2 separate regions of the Homo sapiens genome follow, and region 2 is linked to region 1. The links are chromatin loops, found by intact Hi-C in ENCODE. Cell type or tissue: endothelial cell of umbilical vein. All regions are shown on one strand. Each heading gives the region's core, and the rest is flanking DNA. Links, peaks and the distances in the headings are about the cores only.

The links. Peaks named below come from ENCODE experiments on the same cell type or tissue, not always from the same donor. Only the 100,000 strongest peaks of a DNase experiment are listed, where the experiment ranks them.
Region 2: it touches region 1 in a loop (9-fold over the local background); 2 of 110 quality-filtered maps call a loop at or near these places.

The regions. Positions count from the first base shown.
Region 1 is chr7:66,831,689-66,841,311 of GRCh38, reverse strand. It overlaps the pseudogene GTF2IRD1P1. Among named protein-coding and RNA genes, the nearest start is that of LINC02604, 68 kb to the left of the region's middle. RefSeq lists an enhancer at 7,790-8,351. In endothelial cell of umbilical vein, for the core only: a CTCF peak has its summit at 4,136 (motif pointing left); no DNase peak of the experiment used is centred there.
Region 2 is chr7:66,946,015-66,955,637 of GRCh38, reverse strand. TMEM248 (transmembrane protein 248) reads right to left here. Exons shown (of 7, transcript NM_017994.5): 4 at 6,944-7,094; 5 at 4,503-4,686; 6 at 2,269-2,412; 7 at 1-136. The coding sequence ends at 116. Among named protein-coding and RNA genes, the nearest start is that of TMEM248, 30 kb to the right of the region's middle. RefSeq lists enhancers at 2,722-3,016, 4,037-5,236 and a silencer at 2,722-3,016. In endothelial cell of umbilical vein, for the core only: no CTCF peak of the experiment used is centred there; DNase peaks (open chromatin) are centred at 2,857 and 5,087; H3K27ac peaks cover 3,745 bases.

The sequences.
Region 1 (9,623 bases), core at 1,087-9,086:
GGCACCTGTAATCCCAGCTACTCGGGAGGCTGAGGCAGGAGAATCGCTTGAACCCAGGAGGCAGAGGTTGCAGTGAGCTGAGATTGTGCCACTGCACTACAGCCTGGGTGGGTGACAGAGCGAGACTCTGTCTCAAAATAAATACACGCCCACACGAGGCTGGGCTTGGTGGCTCATTCCTGTAATCCCAGCACTTTGGGAAGGTGAGGTGGGTGGATCTCTTGACCCCTGGAGTTTGAGACCAGCCTGGGCAACATAGTGAGACCCTTGTCTATACAAAACATAAAAAGTTAGCTGGGCATGGTGGCTGGTACCTGTGGTCCCAGCTACTCAGGAGGCTGAGGTGGGAGGATTGCTTGAGCCTGGGAGGTCAAGGCTGCAGTGAGCTATGATCGCACCACTGCACTCCAGCCTGGACAACAGATTAAGACCTTGTCTCAAAAATACAAACGTGGCCAGGCACGATGGCTCACGCCTGTAATCCCAACACTTTGGGAGGCTGAGGCACGCAGATCACCTGAGGTCAGGAGTTTGAAACCAACCTGGCCAACATGACGAAAGCCCGTCTCTACTAAAAATACAAAAATAATTAGCCGGGTATGGTGGCATATGCCTGCAGTCCCAGCCACTCAGGAGGTTGAGGCAGGAGAATCGCTTGAACCCCGGAGCAGAGGTTGCATTGAGCCAAGATTGTGCCACACACACACAAAAAAACATGAATGCATATATATATACACTTACATGCGTAAACACATACCAACACCAGGTTCGATGCCTGTCCCGAGTGCCCACCAGACCTTGCCCCCAGCAGTCAGCTTGGTTACCATCCACCAACACCCCCCAAGCATGTGTTCTGACCTCTTAGGGGCAGAGGTGGGCTGTTTATCCCAGAATCCCCACATCATATCAGGCCTCTCCCTGCAGCTCCCTGGGTGGGTGGGAATTAACCAAATCATCTGTCCCAGGGTTCCTGCCACCTTCATTCCCCAGCCCCCTCCCCAGATTCTTAACACTTTCCAGGCCCTGCAGGTCTCAGTCCCCCACAAGCAGTGATCAAACCCCTACTGTGCCAAGCCAGGAGCCCCAGAGCTCACAGATGGTGAGGAAGGGGGATCCCCAGATGGTTCACCCCAGGACAGTGAGCAGGTGCCTGGCTTGGCCACCCCTGGAGATTGTGGTCCCTGGAGATAAAGCACAGGGAATCTGTCTCCCTGGTGGAGGTGGGGAGCACCATCCTGGAGGGCCAGGGACTGATGGGGACAGGGATGCCTTCTGCTGTGGCGACCGCGGTGGGCCCCGACCGCCTGGAGGGGCAAGGCTGGGGCAGGGTGGCCCTGGACTTGGCTGACAGGTGTCATTTGCTGCTTCCCTTCACAGGTCAGACAAGGGCAGCATGTGTGAAGACTGCGGGCCAGGTGAGAAGGAACAGGGCCCGCTGTGTGTATCGTGGGCAGGGAGGGCAACCACCAGCCTTGGGGAGGAGCTCAACTCAGCCTATGAGAGTGGAGTGCTAATGAGCCTCCTCTGGGCAATAGAGTGAGACTCCATCTCAAATGAAAAAAAAAAAAGGGAAAGAAAAGGACCCTTGTCTGTGGGGAGACTGGGCTGGGTGGTCCCTGAGGGACTGTGACAGGAGTACAACAGGCAGAAGACACCCATGTCATTTGGAGTTTTGTCTTCAGACCCGTCACCAACCTCTGAGGAAATGACAGACTCAATGGCTGGGCACCTGCCATCGGAGGATTCTGATTGTGGGATGGAGATGCTGACAGGTAAGAAATGGAGCTGGGCTGGTGGTGCTTGGGACTCATCTCCCCAGGGAGCAAAGGGAAAGGGGTGGGCCAGACAGGCCTCAGGCTTTTCTTGGTGTTGACCGGCTCTAGTAGATGTAATCCAATATATGCCTGACCCCAATCCAAGGCTGGGTTCCTTTTGGAAACCTCAAGTAGGCAAGTAGGCTCTATTTATTTATTTAGAGACCTTGGGCATTTCACGTCATCTTTGTGTGTTTATATATAGATATAGATATAGATATATAGATATATAGATATGTACCCATATATATACACACACATATATATACCCATATATATACATACACATATATATACACACATATATATACACACATTATATATACACACATATATACACACATATATACACATATATACACACACATATATACATATATATACGTATATATATACACACACACATATATATACATATATATACATATATATACATATATACATATATATACATATATATACATATATATACGTATATATATATATACACATACACACACATATATATATACACACACACATTTTGAGACAGAGTTTCACTCTCGTTGCCCAGGTTGGAGTGCAGTGGTGCGATCTTGGCTCACCACAACCTGTGCCTCCCTGGTTCAAGCGATTCTCCTGCCTCAGTCTCCTAAGTAGCTGGGATTACTGGCACACGCCATCACGCCTGGCTAATTTTTTAGTTTTCGTATAGACGGGCTTTCGCCATGTTGTTCAGGCTGATCTCGACCTCCTGACCTCAGGTGATCCACCTGCCTCAGCCTCCCAAAGTGCTGGGATTGCAGGTGTGAGCCACCACACACGACTGTAGGCTCCATTTATAACAAGGCTCAGCATCCTTCCCAGGAGCCACCTATTGGGATTAATTTGTCCATTTATCCAACAACTATTTATTGAGCATCTATTGTGTACCTGGTCCCATATAAGGGGCTGGAGACAAAGCAGTGAACCTGAAGTCCCCACCTCCTGGAGTTCACATCCTCATGTGAAGAGATAGATGGATAGTAAGCAAATAAGTAAAATAGGCAAGTTAAGGTGGCTCATGCTTGTAATCCTAGCACTTTGGGAAACCAAGGCGAGGGGATTATTTGAGGCCGGGAGTTCAAGATCAGCCTGGGCAACATACAGAGACCCATCTCTTAAATTTTTTGACATGGATCCTCACTCTGTCGCCCAGGCTGGAGTGCAGTGGCGCAATCTCAGCTCACTGCAACCTCCACCTCCTGGGTTCAAGCAGTTCTCCTGCCTCAACCTCCTGAGTAGCTGGGATTACAGGTGCCCACCACCATGCCTGGCTAATTTTTTTGTATTTTTAGTAGACATGTGGTTTCACCATGATGACCAGGCAGGTCTCGAACTCCTGACCTCTAATGATCCTCCTGCCTCAGCCTCCCAAAGTGCTGGGATGACAAGTATGAGCCACCGTGCCTGGCCGAGGACTTTGTCTTGTTCCCATGTGTCCTCGGTGTCTACAACAGACTAGCTTGGGAGGTACATGCAAAATGATCTCAGCCTGCTTCTGTGTGAAGGCCAGGGTGGGCACCTGTATGGAATCTGGATCCCTGATCCCATTGGAGTGGGTGCCGTGCTTCAGAGTTGGGGTCCCCTGGCCCTCCATTCCCCAGCTATCTGGTCTGACGTCAGCAGTGCAAGGCTTAGGAGATGATGAACATGGCTTCCCGGCATCCTCTGTTCTCTTTTAGACAAAGGCCTGAGTGAGGACCCACGGCCTGAGGAGAGGCCCGTGGAGGGTGAGGCACTGTCTATCCCCCACGTTTTACGCCCACCGCCACCCCATGTCTCCTCCCCTGCCCTCCACCTACCCTTGGCCTCTGGGTCTCTTCCTTCTCTCCATCCCATCTCTCTCCAGCACCCTGGTTTGGGGGTGGGAGTCCTGTGGGCTGCCTGAGGTGGGAGGAGATTTAAGGACATGTCTTCTAGAACCAGGAGGTACCTGGTCAGAGCTGCAAGCGGTTCCCACTGCTAAGGGAAATTACAAGACTTTGTTTGCTGCTTTCCACAAAGGTTTTAAGACTGGGAACTGAGCCTCCTCTATCTGAACAAGTAGAATAGAGGCCTGAAAGCACAAAATTGGCTTTGTGTCCAGCAGACACACCCATTCTCAGGAACGTGAGAATTCCCTCCCTGCTGAGAGTGGAAGTAGGACAGAGAGAGAGGGAGGCCAGCGTGAGGGTGGGTCTGTTTCACCTCTGGAGTATCCTGGAATAGAATGAGTGAGTGTCAGAGGACAGAATTGTCACTTCCCAAACCCAGCCCGGCAGGAGGAACCATGAAGTCTTAACACAGTTCCACTGCCACCTGGTGGCGGTGTGCTCAATTTGCAGGCTTAGTGTGTACCCAGTAGTTCTCAGTCACATACTATACTCAGTCACATACCTAGAAAGATGCATGGTCACTCGTAGTCCACAGAACCTTCCAAATCTTCATTCAGGCTGGTGATGCCCTAGATTTGATTTCACTAACAGGAATGTGAGCACTGTCTGGCTCACAGGAATTGTGGACCTGTCTGCGTGTGCCATTTCTGAGGAAATAAGTTGCCCACTGCCACCACCCCAGCCCCAGCCTTCCCCCATTCCAAGATCCCACCACAAGGCCAATCTTGGTACCAGCAGAGCAGGAACATCAGCCGAGAAGCTGCCACCAAAGAGCCTCAACAGACTGCCTTTTGCCTTCCAGACAGTCAAGGTGACGTGATCCGGCCCCTGTGGAAGCAGGTGGAGCTGCTCTTCAACACAAGATACGGTGAGCAAGAAGTGGGACAGGGTTGGGGGCATCCCAGCCCCCTCCAGTGGCCCTGTTTGCAGAAGGGCTTTGGACCCATCCCCTTGCCAGCTCCCATCCCAGCTGCTCTCTGGGCAGGGACAAGGGAGGGAGGGAAGGGAGGAGCTGGGACCCTCCTTTAAAAAAAGAGAATAAGATAAGATAACCTTAGTGGTGTGCCAGGCATGAGGCTAGGTGCTTCCCCGTGTTTTTTTGTTTTGTTTTGTTTTGTTTTTTTTAGACAGAGTCTGACTCTGTGGCCCAGACTGGAGTGCAGTAGCACAATGTCGGCTCACTGCAACCTCCGCCTCCCAGGTTCCAGTGATTCTCCTGCCTCACCCTCCCGAGTAGCTGGGATTGCAGGCGCTTGCCACCACACCCGGCTAATTTTTGTATGTTTAATAGAGACAGGGCTTCACCATGTCGGCCAGGCTGGTCTTGAACTCCTGACCTTAAGCGATCCTCCCACCTCTGCCTCCCAAAGTGCAGGGATGACAGGCATGAGCCACCGTGCCCAGCCCCCTGTATTCTTCTATCCCACCTCACAAAATCCCCATGTCCTAAGACCCACTTTACAGGTGAGGAGCACTGAGGCCTCGTAAAGGAGTGTGACTCATCCAAGGCCCCACCCCACTCAGTGGCAGAGATCAGGCTCATTCCAAGGTGTGGGTGTTGGTGTTGTAGAGATGAGGTCTTGCTATATTGCCCAGGCTGGTCTTGAACTCCTGAGCTCAAGTGGTCCTCCTGCCTCAGCCTCCCAAAGTGCTGGGATTACAGGCATGAGCCACCACTGCTCCCAGCCTAAAAAGGTTTTTAAGGCTCATGACACACTGTACTGAGTTGCTCTCTGGAAATGTTACAATTTTTGCTTCTCAGGGAGGTACATCTTTCTGTACGCTCATAGGCATAAAATGCAAAAATGCAATCCTAAATTTTTATCTTGGCCATGTGTGGTGGCTCACATCTATAATCCCAGCACTTTGGGAGGCCAAGGTGGGAGTATTGTTTGAGCTCAGGAGTTTGAGACCAGCCTGGGCAACATAGTGAGACCTGATTTCCAAAAATAACCCCAAAACTAAATTTTTCATTTTTGACAACTTGACAAATTTCAAGTGACATTTATTACTAATGAAGATGAATATTTGTCATCCCTTGTTGGCCCTTTGTATGTCTAAATGGTGAATTGTTCATTCATGTCCTTGGTGCATTATTTAATGTTTTAAATGTTTCTTCTTCTTTTTTTTCTTGAGATGGAGTCTCACTCTGTCGCCCAGGCTGTAGTGCAGTGGCACGATCTCGGCTCACCGCAAGCTCTGCCTCCTGGGTTCACGCCATTCTCTTGCCTCAGTTTCCTGAGTAGCTGGGACTACAGGTGCCTGCCACCACGCCTGGCTAATTTTATGTATTTTTAGTAGAGACAGGGTTTCACCGTGTTAGCCAGGATGGTCTTGATATCCTGCCCTCATGATCCGCCCACCTCGGCCTCCCGAAGTGCTGGGATTACAGGCATGAGCCTCCGCGCCTGGCCTAAATGTTTTTTTCTTTACTTATTTGAAGAAGTTCTTTATATGTGAAGCTCATTAACCTTTTATCTGCCACATGGAGTTTGTCATTTGTCTTCTTGTTTTTGATTTAAAAAAACTATTCATTCCTAGATGGGCATTACCCTTATTAAACAACTAATATAATGTGTGATATCCAATGATACATTTAAAACAAGACAACCAATATCTTGATGTACATAAAGATAAACTTCAGAAGACAAACATTAAATGTTTCAACACACATTTGAATGAACTTTACTTACAAATTGTTTAGTTGGAAAAGAAATTTGTGTTCAAAAAATGTTTTCACTGGTGGAAAAATAAATCTAACAAAACCAGCATGTGAAAACACTGATTTACAAAGCCAAAATATATCTTAGTTCCATTTCCTGTATGCCCTCAATGTGATTGTCTCTATTTTTTTTTTTTAACAGAGACAGAGGTCTCACTGTGTTGTCCAGGTTGGTCTTGAACTCGTGGCCTCAAGTGATCCTCCTGCCTCGGCCTCCCAAAAGGCTGGGATAACAGGACTGAGCCACTGCGCCTGGCTGAGGTTCTCATTAAATGAAAATAAAGGCCAGGCACGGTGGCTTATACCTGTAATGCCAGCCCTTTGGGAGTTTGAGGTGGGTGGATCACCTGAGTTCAGGAGTTTGAGACCAGCCTGACCAACATGGTGAAACCCCATCTCTACTAAAAATATAAAAAATTAGCTGGGCATGGTGGCAGGCACCTGTAATCCCAGCTTCTCAGGTGGCTGAGGCAGGAGAATCGCTTGAACCCAAGAGGCAGAGGTTGCAGTGAGCTGAGATTGTGCCACTGCACTCCAGCCTGGGTGGGTGACAGAGCGAGACTCTGTCTCAAAATAAATACATGCCCACACCAGGCTGGGCTTGGTGGCTCATTCCTGTAATCCCAGCACTTTGGGAGGCCAAGGTGGGTGGATCTCTTGACCCCTGGAGTTTGAGACCAGCCTAGGCAACACAGTGAGACCCTTGTCTCTACAAAACATAAAAAGTTAGCTGGGCGTGGTGGCTGCTACCTGTGATCCCAGCTACTTGGGAGGCTGAGGTGGGAGGATTGCTTGAGCCTGGGAGGTCAAGGCTGCAGTGAGCTGTGATCGCACTACTGCACTCCAGCCTGGACAACAGAGTAAGACCTTGTCTCAAAAATACAAACATGTGGCCGGGCACGATGGCTCACGCCTGTAATCCCAGCACTTTGGGAGGCTGAGGCACGCAGATCACCTGAGGTCAGGAATTCGAAACCAACCTGGCCAACATGACGAAACCCCGTCTCTACTAAAAATACAAAAATAATTAGCTGGGTATGATGGCGCATGCCTGTAGTCCCAGCCACTCAGGAGGTTGAGGCAGGAGAATCGCTTGATCCCCAGAATCGGAGGTTGCAGTGAGCCAAGATCGTGCCACTGCACTCCTGCCTGGGCAACAGAGCAAGATTCTGTCCCCAAAAAAAAAAAATACATGGATGCATATATACATATACATATATACATACATGCATACATACATACCAACACCAGGTTCGATGCCTGACCTGAGTGCCCACCAGACCCCGCCCCCAGCAGTCAGCTTGGCTACCATCCACCAACACCCCCCAAGCACATTGTGACCTCTTAAGGCAGAGGTGGGCTGTTCATCCCAGAATCCCCACATCATATCAGGCCTCTCCCTGCAGTTCTCTGGGAGGGAGGGAATTAACCAAATCATCTGTCTCAGGGTTCCTGCCACCTTCATTCCCCAGCCCCCTCCCCAGATTCTTAACACTTTCCAGGCCCTGCAGGTCTCAGTCCCCCATAAGCAGTGATCACACCCCTACTGTGCCAAGCCAGGAGCCCCAGAGCTCACAGATGGTGAGGAAGGGGGATCCCCAGATGCTCACCCCAGGACAGTGAGCAGATGCCTGGCTTGGCCACCCCTGGAGATTGTGGTCCCTGGAGACAGGGCACGGGGAATCTCTCTCCCTGGTGGAGGTGGGGAGCACCATCCTGGAGGGCCAGGGGGTGATGAGGGCAGGGATGCCTTCTGCAGTGGCAACCGCGGGGGGCCCCGACGGCCTGGAGGGGCAAGGCTGGGGCAGGGTGGCCCTGGACTTGGCTGACAGGTGTCATTTCCTGCTTCCCTTCATAGGTCAGACAAGGGCGGCATGTCTGAAGACTGTGGGCCAGGTGAGAAGGACCAGGGCCCACTGTGTGTGTCATGGGCCGGGAGGGCAATCACCAGCCCTACCCGCAGCTTTGAGGAGGAGCTCAACTCAGCCCATGAGCCTGGAGTGCTAATGAGCCTCCTCTGCCCACCTGCATCTCCCAGGCCTTGCAGCGCCGAGGTGCAAGGCATACTGGGAGCTTACTGGGGTGGGGACATGGAGAGCTAGGTGCTGGCATCACCACTGCCTCCTGTCAATGCCCAGACCCAGGCTGCAGGCTCTTGAACCAGCAGCCTCCCCTCTGGGGGGCCTCAGTTACCGGGTCTGTAAATTGGAGCCCCTAAGCCTGGCCTGAGGGCCCCCTGACCTCCAGTTCCGGTCTGGGCAGAAGCCAGGGGAGTGACATGACTTGTCCTAGGTAGGTCCTCACTAACAAGTTACAGACACCAGAATGTTCTGGAAAGACTCACTCTGCCTGGTCAGGCTCTTGCCAGACTTGACCAGATCCTTCTTTTCCTCCTTGCAGGAACCTCCGGGGAGCTGGGTTGGCTGAAGCCAATCAAAATTGAGCCAGAGGATCTGGACATCATTGCGGTCACTGTCCCAAGTAAGCGACGGACATCTGACCACCCCCTGCAGAAATGAGGACCGTAACATAAGCCTCCTGAGGGTCTGCCCTGGTGAAGAAGAGGCCTCCAGGCCACTGTTTCTCTCCATGGATTCTGAGGCCCACCTGGGTATTGTGAATTCTTTCTCTGGCCACATCTGCCCCCTGCATTGTGAACCAGTGTTCTTAGCTCTGACGTTCCAGAAGATCCCCTCAAACATCACCTCCCTGGCTTGGCTTCCCTGGGATTTGTGAGGCTGGAGAGAAGAAAAAGGCATAAGCCTGAGAGGCTCCAAGTTGGACCCTACCCCCTGCCAAGCCTCATTTTCCACATCTTCAGAGGAGAGGGTAGATTTGGGCACTGGAGCCTCAGTATGGGGTGACTGTCAGAAGCCAAGAGGGTGCCGGACGCAGTGGCTCATACTTGTAATCCCGGCATTTTGGGTGGCTGACATGGGAGGATTGCTTGAGGCCAGGAGTTCAAGACCAGACTGGGCAACATAAAAAGACCCCCCATCTCTACAAAAAATACAAAACATTAGCCAAATGTGGTGGTGTGTGACTGTCAGTGCAGCTTCTCAGGAGGCTGAGGCAGGAGAATCACTTGAGCCCAAGAGTTGGAGGCTGCAGTGAGCTGTGATCACACCACTGCACTGCAGCCTGGGCAACCAGAGGAAGACCCTGTCTCAAAAAAAAGAAATGGCCAGGTGC
Region 2 (9,623 bases), core at 868-8,867, 110 kb before region 1:
GAATAACCCAACATCGCAAGATAATGTATTCACAGAGCATCCAGGCCCAGGCTGGGTTCAGCAGGCAAGGATTATGGTTCTCTCAGTCTCTCTCAAAAAACAAGGAGCTGTGGAATTAGGCTTCAGCCAAAGCCACCTGGAAGACAGCAAGCCAGGGAAACCAGTCAAAAAAGGGAAGCCTAGGTAACTCAGCCCCTACCCAAAGACCAGGATGCCACACTAATTGCACATATCAACCAGACAGTGAAGTTACTAAATCCCTAAAAAGAAAATCTCACCTAGGAAGAAATTACTAGAAATCTCAAAGTCTCCTGCAAGACGCGGCCCATCTGGAACCACTGTGCGGAGACAGAATTAACTGGTTTTTGTTTTTTTGAGACACGGTCTCGCTCTGTTGTCCAGGCTGGAGTGCAGTGGTGCAATCGTAGGTTACTGCAGCTTCCAACTTCTGGGCTCAAGCAATTCTCCTTCCTCAACCTCCCCAGTAGCTGGGAATACAGGCATGCACCATTACATCTGGCTAATTTTTTAACTGTTAGTAGAGAAGGGTTCTCACTATGTTGCCCAGGCTGGTCTTGAACTCGTGGGCTCAAGTGATCCTTCTGCCTCAGCCTCCTAAAAGTCCTGGGATTACAGGTCCACCTAGCTGAGGTAACTGTCTTTAAACCTTGATAAGCATTCTGTTAGAAGACTTCTTATGCTGATGGAACTACAGAGGAGGCAGCTACCCAGAGTCAGTAGTGCTCCAGTGGAGACTTGAGAACAACTGCCAAGTCACTCCCTTTAATAGCAACAGAGGCTTGGGTATATGATTAAAAATCCAACAACATAATTTAGGTTGAGAGTAAAGACACTTCTAATGAAGACAGAAACTACCGCTGGCCTTCTGTAATTGTGGGTTTCATATCCACAGATTCAACCAAAAATACACAAAAGAGGGCTGGGCATGGTAGCTCACACCTGTAATCACCTGTAATCTTTGAGAGGCCAATGTGGGTGGATTGCTTGAGCCCAGGAATTCAAGACCAGCCTAGGCAATGTGGCGAAACCCTGTCTTTTCAAAAAATACAAAAATTAACCAGGTGTGGTGATGCATGCCTGTGGTCCCAGCTACTCAGGAGGTTGACGATCGCTTGAGCCTGGGAGGTCAAGGCTGCAGTGAACTATGATTGAGTCATGAGCTACGATCGCACCACTCTACTCCAGCCTGGGTGACAAAGTGAGACCCTGTCTCAAAAAAAAAAAAAAAAAAAATTAAAAAAGCAAAAATACTCAAAAGAAAAAAAACCAATACATAAGAATACAACAATAAAAATAACACAAGTTTTAAAAATACACTGTAACAACTATTTACATAGTATTTACATTGTATTAGGTATTATAAGTAACCTAGAAGCTGGGCCCAGTGGCTCACGCCTGTGATCCCAGCACTTTGGGAGGCCAAGGCAGGTGGATCACTTGATAACAGCAGTTCGAGACTAGCCTGGACAACATGGTGAAACCCTGTATCTACTAAAAATACAAAAATTAGCTGAGTGTGGTGGCACATGCCTGTAATCCCAGCTACTCTCGAGGCTGAGGCAAGAGAATCACTTGAGCCCAGGAGGCAGAGGTTGCAGTGAGCCAAGATCGTGCCACAGCACTCCAGCCTTGGTGACAGAGCAAAACTCTCTCAAAAAAAAAAAAAAAAAAAAAAAAGAAAGTAATCTAGAGATTAACGTTACAGAGGATGAGCTGGGCACAGTGGCTCACACCTGTAATTCCAGCACTTTGGGAGGCCAAGGCGGGTGGATCACTTGAGGTCAGGAGTTTGAGACCAGCCTGGCCAACATGGTGAGACCCGGTCTCTACTAAAAATGCAAAAACTTAGTGGGACGCGGTGGCTTGCGACTGTAATCCCAGCTCCTCGGGAGGCTGAGGTGGGAGAACTGCTTGAACCTGGGAGGCGGAGGCTGCAGTGAGCCAAGATAGTGCCACTGCACTCCAGCCTGGGAGACAGAGCGAGACTCCATCTCAAAAAAAAAAGTTACAGAGGATGTGCAGAGGTCATATGCAAATACTGTACCATTTTACAGAAGGGATTTGGACATTCATGAATTTCGATATCCACCAGGGTCCTGGAACCAATCCTCCTCGGATACCAAGGGATGACTGTCATTTCTTTAGACGAAAGGTGCCACCCACAATAAATAGAATAAGGATAACTGGGACTTTCTGTATACAGAGACCTCTAGTAAAATGCTGGCCCGGACCCCATCCACCGCTCACCTTCTCGGGACAAAATTCAGGATTGCTCTGACGCAATTTGCTAGGTCTGCCCTTGATAACAGCATAGCAAAACATTGTTATCACCATCACAAAGAGGAAGTAACTGGTGTGCATGAGATGCAAATTTATTAATGAACGGTCATCCTAAATAAAGAAGAGAAAAAAAATCAGAAACATCTGCTCTGAGTGACTGAAAGGTTTTAATGCTGGGTTTTGAGAGACAGGATTGACAGCCTCCAGACTTGCCACAACTTTTCTTCTTAAGCTGCAAGAGGAGGTTTCTCCTTTTGCCTCCTAAATGACCAAAGCTGGGTCTCATTAAGTGAAGACATGGTGCTCCCGAGCCTCTGTTGGAGAGCACCACGCCTTCCTAGCGCTGTCCTCTGCCCTGCCTTCTGCACCCCCACACTGCCTGAACCCTGCCCCTCCAGCAGGCTTCCTCCCCTGCAAATGCTGCAGACACTCCATCTTTAAGCCCCACTCCTTTCTGGACACATCCTCGTCACAAGACTGCCCTCAGGTTGCATGGCTGACAGCCGAGGCTGCATTCCTAACTCCTGACTATGCCCCCACCAGGAAGGCCTCGGCACCTCACCCCTCCCCAGGGGTCACGCCCTTCCTCCTGCTTTTCTCTATTTCCCTAAGTCCTTGGATGAAAATGCTGAGATCATCCGTGATTCACTACCCTTTGACCTCCCACATGCAGTCAATTCCCAGACCCTGCAAGTTACTAAAGGGACCCCAGACATGGTTCCATTCCTTTACCCTCTAGTATCTCCAGGCCTCAGGACAGCTCTGGGCTCCCCCAGGTCATTTATAACATAGCGGGGCAGCTCAGTCTTCTCAACACACTGCTTTACCAACACCCACGCCCCAAACACAGGCAGGGACTGCCCTTGGCCAGGCACTAAGGGCCTCAGCCCACCATCCAGCCTGACCTCCATAGCTGGCTCCTGCAGGACCCTGGCCTACAAATGAGCCCCAGAAAAGGGCAAAGGTCGGGCATAGTGGCTCATGCCTATAATCCCAGCACTTTGGGAGGCTGAGGTGGGAGGATCACCTGAAGTCAGCAGTTCAACACCAACCTGGCCAACATGTCGAAACCTTATCTCTACCAAAAATACAAAAATTAGCTGGGCGTGTTGGCAGGTGCCTGTAATCCCAGCTACTTAGAATCACTTCAATCCAGGAGGCAGAGGTTGCAACGAACCGAGATTGTGCCACTGCACTCCAGCCTGGGTGACAGAGAAAGACTCAATCTCAAAAAATAAAAATAAAAAAAAATTAAAATAAAGAAAAAAAGAAAAGGGCAAAGGGCCAGGCCAAAAGAAGAGAGATCCAGCTAACACACACTGCCAGAAAGGAACATATTTATAAAATATCAAAGCAGTGTTAAAAAGTGGGCTTGGGCCAGGTGCAGCGGCTCATACCTGTCATCCCAGAAACTTTGGAGGCCAAGGCAGGAGGATCGCTTGAGACCAGGGGTTCAAGACCAGCCTGGGCAACACAGCAAGACCCCCGTCTCTACAAAAAGTTTAAAAATTATCCCGGCATGGTGACATGCACCTGTAGTCCCAGCCACTTGGGAAGCTTGAGCCCAGGAGGCTGAAGCTGCAGTGAGCTATGATTGCGCCACTAGACCCCAATCTGGGCGACAGAGCAAGATCCTGTCTCTAAAAAAGTAAGTGGGCTCAAGTCTAAGTAGGAAGCTGAGCTAGCAGCACACAGCTACTAGATGAGATAGGTAAGTATTTTGTTCCCCTTGCCTCTTGGTTAAGTTAAATCCTATTCAGGCCTCACTCTCTAGCCGAAGATTCATCTCCTCCTACTACTCCCTTCTATCTTTCAGAACTCTAAGCAGCACTATTTCTTGTTCACACGGACACTAACTAGATAGTCTTCTATGAACGTCTGTGAACATCCCTCTAAGATAATATTAATAGAAGGATCCCTTGTAACCCCCCCCAGGGATTAGGCAGTTGCTCAAGAAATAACTGCTGCTGAACAACAGAGAAAATGAAGAGAAAAACCAGATTTTTCTTAACCAATGGGTAACATGTTTTTCCAAGCATCCACCACTCCGCCTAGTGTCCTAACTCACCTGGAAATCTAAAGTGGCAGAGGATACGCTTACCCAGGGAAGTCAGCAGGGCCTACACCAACGGTTGCAGCACATGCGCACACATGTGCATATGCATGCACGCACACACACACACACAATTTTTCTCACTTACATCTGGAACAATCACTGTAAGCTTGGGATTTAAAGCATGATAGACTTTTCCAATGGCCCCCTTATAACACCAGAAAGGATTGTAATCTTGGGCGTATTTTGTGTTGGCATCTCTGGCAGTTGTGAAGATCTTGTACCAGAGCGTGGCGTTGCTGTACGTGTCAGGAACACAGTGCGGTGGCTGTCTGCAGGAGAAGAGGAGGAGGAAAGACACGTGCTCAGTGGCCTGAGTCATTCACTTGTGTCACCCCCACAGCAGCTGGTAAAACACTGAACACGGCAACACACATGGAAAGGAAAAATGTAACTTACACGTTCATGCTTCTTTGAGATAAATACCATTATATTTTAGTTTGAGGGTCTTTTTTAAAAAATAAAAATATAACAGAAAAATAAATAGGTGCCTGACATTTAGGAGTTTGGGTGTTGGATTTTTGCCTTCAGAATTCAGCCTACAGTCCTCTCACATGTGATGCAAAGCACATAAGCTCCTTTTAAGCCTATCTTCTCAAATGAGCTAAACTCTTAGTATATTAGTCCTTTCTCATGCTGCTGATAAAGACATACCCGGGACTGGGTTATTTATAAAGGAAACAGGCTTAATTGACTCACAGTTCAGCATGGTCAGGGAAGCCTCAGGAAACTTACAAGCATGGCGGAAGTGGAAGCAAACACATCCTTCTTCACATGGCGGCAGCAAAGAGAAGTGCCAAATAAAAGGTGGAAAACCCCTTATAAAACCATCATATCTCATGGGAACTCTCTTACTATGAGAACAGCAGCATGGGGGTAACAATCTCCAGGATTCAATTACCTCCCACTGGGTCCCTCCCATGACACATGAGGATTATGGGAACTACAATTCAAAACGAGATTTGGGTGGGGAGACAGCCAAACTATATCATCTTTTTTTTTTTTTTTGAGACGGAGTCTTGCTCTGTTGCCCAGGCCGGTGTGACCTCGGCTCACTGAAACCTCCACCTCCCATGTTGAACTGATTCTCCTGCCTCAGCCTCTCAAGTAGCTGGGATTACAGGTGTGAGCCATTGCGCCCAGCCCAAAGCATATCACTTAGTTACAACTGGAAGCTTTACCTACAAAATTCTATATCAGTCACTGCAACACAAAGTAATGTTTAACTTAATCTGATCTTGTCCTACAAACCTCCAAATGTCTAAAATAGACAAATCCTGAGATAATTCTTATTTAAAAAGGATTCACCATAGAATTATTTTAAATAGGCTATATCTTATGTATTTCACCTATTTATTTATAGATAATTATCTCCTTTATAGAGACAGGAGAGACCAAAAAAAACCAACAACAAAAAAAACCTAAAATGCAAAGCAGTAACACTGAATGCTGCTCAAAAACACTGAAGGAAAAGCTTCAAAAACCTTAATTGTTTAATGGAAAATAAAGTTCAATTTATATTTGATTTTAAAACTAATTTTCAAATTCGCAGGTAAAATTAAAGTAACTGTTTAATGGGAAATGATTTAAAATGTTAGATTTTAAAATTAGTTAATTAACAGAAAATAAGTTTTGATTTATACTTGATTTAAAACTAAAATCAAGATAAACTAAAATCAACGATTTTAAAATATCTTTCTGGATAATGGAGATGAACAAAACCTTTATCTTTGTTTTATTTGATTTATTTATTTTTTTGAGACAGAGTCTTGCTGTTGCCCAGGCTGAAGTGCAGTGGCGCGATCTCAGCTCACTGCAACCTCTGCCTCCCTGCTTTAGCCTCTGAGTAGCTGGGATTACAGACATGTGCCATCATGCCTGGCTAATTTTTATATTTTTAGTAGAGATGGGGTTTCACTATGTTGGCCAGGCTGGTCTTGAACTCCTGACCTCAGGTGATCTGCCCACCTTGGCCTCCCAAAGTGCTGGGATTATAGGCATGAGACACCGCACCTGGCTGAAAACCTTTATCTTTAGAGAGCCTCTTTTCTTTTTTCTTTTTCTTTCTTTTTTTTTTTTTTTAAATAGAGACAGGGTCTCCCTATATGTTGTCCAGGCTGGTCTTGAACTCCGGGGCTCAAGTGATCCTCCCACCTCAGCCTTCCACAGTGCTGGGATCGCAGGCCTGAGCCACGGCACCCGGCCACAGTGAGCCTCTTTTCTGTAACTTGCTGCTTCTACTCCTGCGGGAAAGACAGCCTATGAATGTCCAACAACAGCCAGGTGCTTTTACTGCCTCGAGGGGGCACTAACTTTCTGATTTTATATGCAGAAGTTCTATCTTTAGAATTCCAAATTAAATAATCCTTTAGACAAATTAAATAATCCTTTAGATAGGTCCGAGTAGAGATAATTCTATAAAGAAATGTGAAGTGAGCCATCCTGAGAATTTACAGCTGAAGCAGCCCAGCCGTACTCACGGCAAGTGGAGCTTGTTACGCACGTTCATCAGGTGCCGGGTACACTTACACAGTGACGGGGAACACCCCAGGGCTGGCCGTGAGGGTCATGCAGGCTGTGAATACCACCTGCTCACAGTGACCGTGGAGGGCGCAGTCATCTGAGCTCCACGCTGTAGGCAGGGTGAAGGTGATGTTTATCTCCTCGTGGGCTTCCCTGCCTATGAAAGAGAAATCATTTTTTTATAAAGTCAAGAACCACGTACTTGTCATTCTCTGGGATACAAATAAATCCTGAAATCAAACCCACACAGGAATCATCTATCAGCCCAGGCACCTGCCTTTGTGGGATCTGAGGAAGAAGAGCAGTCCTGACCCTGACCATGAGTCCTACTCAACTCAGAGCCACGAAGCAGCGAAGGAAGTGGCCACTTTCCAGTACATGGCCTGGAGATGCCAAACCAGACCTCGGGCAGATCAGAGATGAAAAGCTCGGGCTGGGTGAATTATCCCCAGCATTTCTGCACAGCTGTCTAGCCATTTTCAAACATCTTTTATATGTATTATTTCACTTAAAATTTACTACTCTCCCATGAACATGACTGAAGAAGTGCAGCTGTTCCCCTTTTACATATGAACAAACAGAGGTCAGAGGGTTTCAGAGTTAAGAAAGGCAAGTGATGAAGCTTAAACTAAAACCAACGTATTGCCAGGCACAGTGGTTCACATCTGTAGTCCCAGCACTTTGACTTTAGAAGGCTGAGGCAGGAGGATTGCTTGAGGCCGGGAATTCACGACCAGCCTGAACATGACAGCAAGATTCTGTCTCTACAAAAAAGTTTTAAAAATCAGCCAGGTGTACTGGTGCACACCTGTGGTCCCAGGTACTAGGGAGGATCACTTGAGCCCAGGAGTTTGAGGCTGCAGTGAGCTATGATCACACCACTGCACTCTAGCCTGGCGACAGATCAAGACCCAGTCTCAAAATTAAAATAAAATTTTAAATAAAAATTAAATTAAAATAAAAAATTAAAATATTAAAATAAAATTAAAATTAAAAAATAGCCAAGCGTGGTGGCTCATGCCTGTAATCCCAGCACTTTGGGAGGCTGAGGCGGGCGGATCATTTGAAGTCAGAAGTTCAAGACCAGCCTGGCCAACATGGTAAAATCCTGTCTCCACTAAAAATACAAAATTAGCTGGGCATGGTGTCACGAACCTATAATCCCAGCTACGCGGGAGTCTGAGGCAGAACAGTCGCTTGAACCCGGGAGACAGAGGTTGCAGTGAGCCAAGATTGTGCCACTGCACTCCAACCTGGGCGACAGAGTGAGACTCCATCTCAAAATAACAACAAAAAATCCCGAAGGTGTCCTTATGCCATGCCATAAGCAACAGGTCCACTTGCTACATGGAAAACCCAGAAGTCACCCATACCTTGATTATTATGGGAATATTCTCACCTCTAACAGCCAATAGGAGGCTGGTGGGCACTTAAATTCCTTGAAGGACTTTTTATTTGTTTCTTGTTTTTTTTTTTTTTTTTTTTTGAGACAGGGTCTCACTCTATTGCCCAGGCTGGAGTACAGTGGTACAATCTTAGCTCACTGTAGCCTCGACCTCCCAGGTTCAAGCAATCCTCCCACCTCAGCCTCACAAGTAGCTGGGACTACAGGTGCACGCCACAACACCTGGTTAATTTTTTTAATTTTTTCATAAAGACAGGTGTTTGCTATGTGCCCAGGCTGGGCTTCAACACCTGAGCTCAAGCAATCTTCCTGCCTCAGCCTCTCAATGTGCTGGGATTACAGGCATGAGCCACTGCATCTAGCCTAAGCAATTTTTAAAAAGCCTTTTGGTAACCAAAGAACAAAAGGTTATTCTTCCAAGGCCCAGGTGTCCCATATGAAGCCTTTCCTGATTATTCCAGCTTCCACTGCCTTCTAGCCCTTCTCCTGCAACACTTACAGTCTGTCATGGGTTTAGTACTGGTCAAAGGGCAGTGCTCCACATTTTATAAGTATGTATTTTTTCATATCCCTTATCAAGCACTTACGTAGCATTTCCTTTGTGGCAGGAACTATTGTAAGTGCTTGATAAACATTAACTCACGTTTATCTTTGTCTCTTCCATAACCCCAAAATTCCAAAAGGAAGAGACCAAATGTTAGGCCTTTTTTTTTTTTGAGGTGAAGTCTCACTCTGTTGCCTAGACTGGAGTGCAGTGGCATGATCTTGGCTCACTGCAGCCTCCGCCTCCAGGGTTCAAGTGATTCTCCCACCTCAGCCTCCAGAGTGGCTGGGATCACGGGCGCCTGCCACCACGCCTGGCTAATTTTTTTGCATTTTTAGTAGAGATGGGGTTTCACCATGTTGGCCAGACTGGTCTTGAACTCCTGACCTCAAGTGATCCACCCACCTCGGCCTCCCAAAGTGCTGGGATTACAGGCGTGAGCCACTGCGCACGGGCCCATCTTAGGCATTGTCTTTTCTTTTCTTTTTTTGAGATGGAGTCTCGCTCTGTCGCCCAGGCTGGAGTGCAGTGGTGCAATCTCGGCTCACCGCAACCTCCACGTCTTGGGTTCAAACAATTCTCCTGCCTCAGCCTCCTGAGTAGCTGGGACTACAAGTGCGCACCACCATGCCTGCATGCCCAGCTGACTTCTTTTTTTTTTTTTTTGGAGAGAGAGTCTCCCTCTGTCGCCCAGGCTGGAGCACAGTGGCATGAATCTCAGCTCACTGCAACCTCTG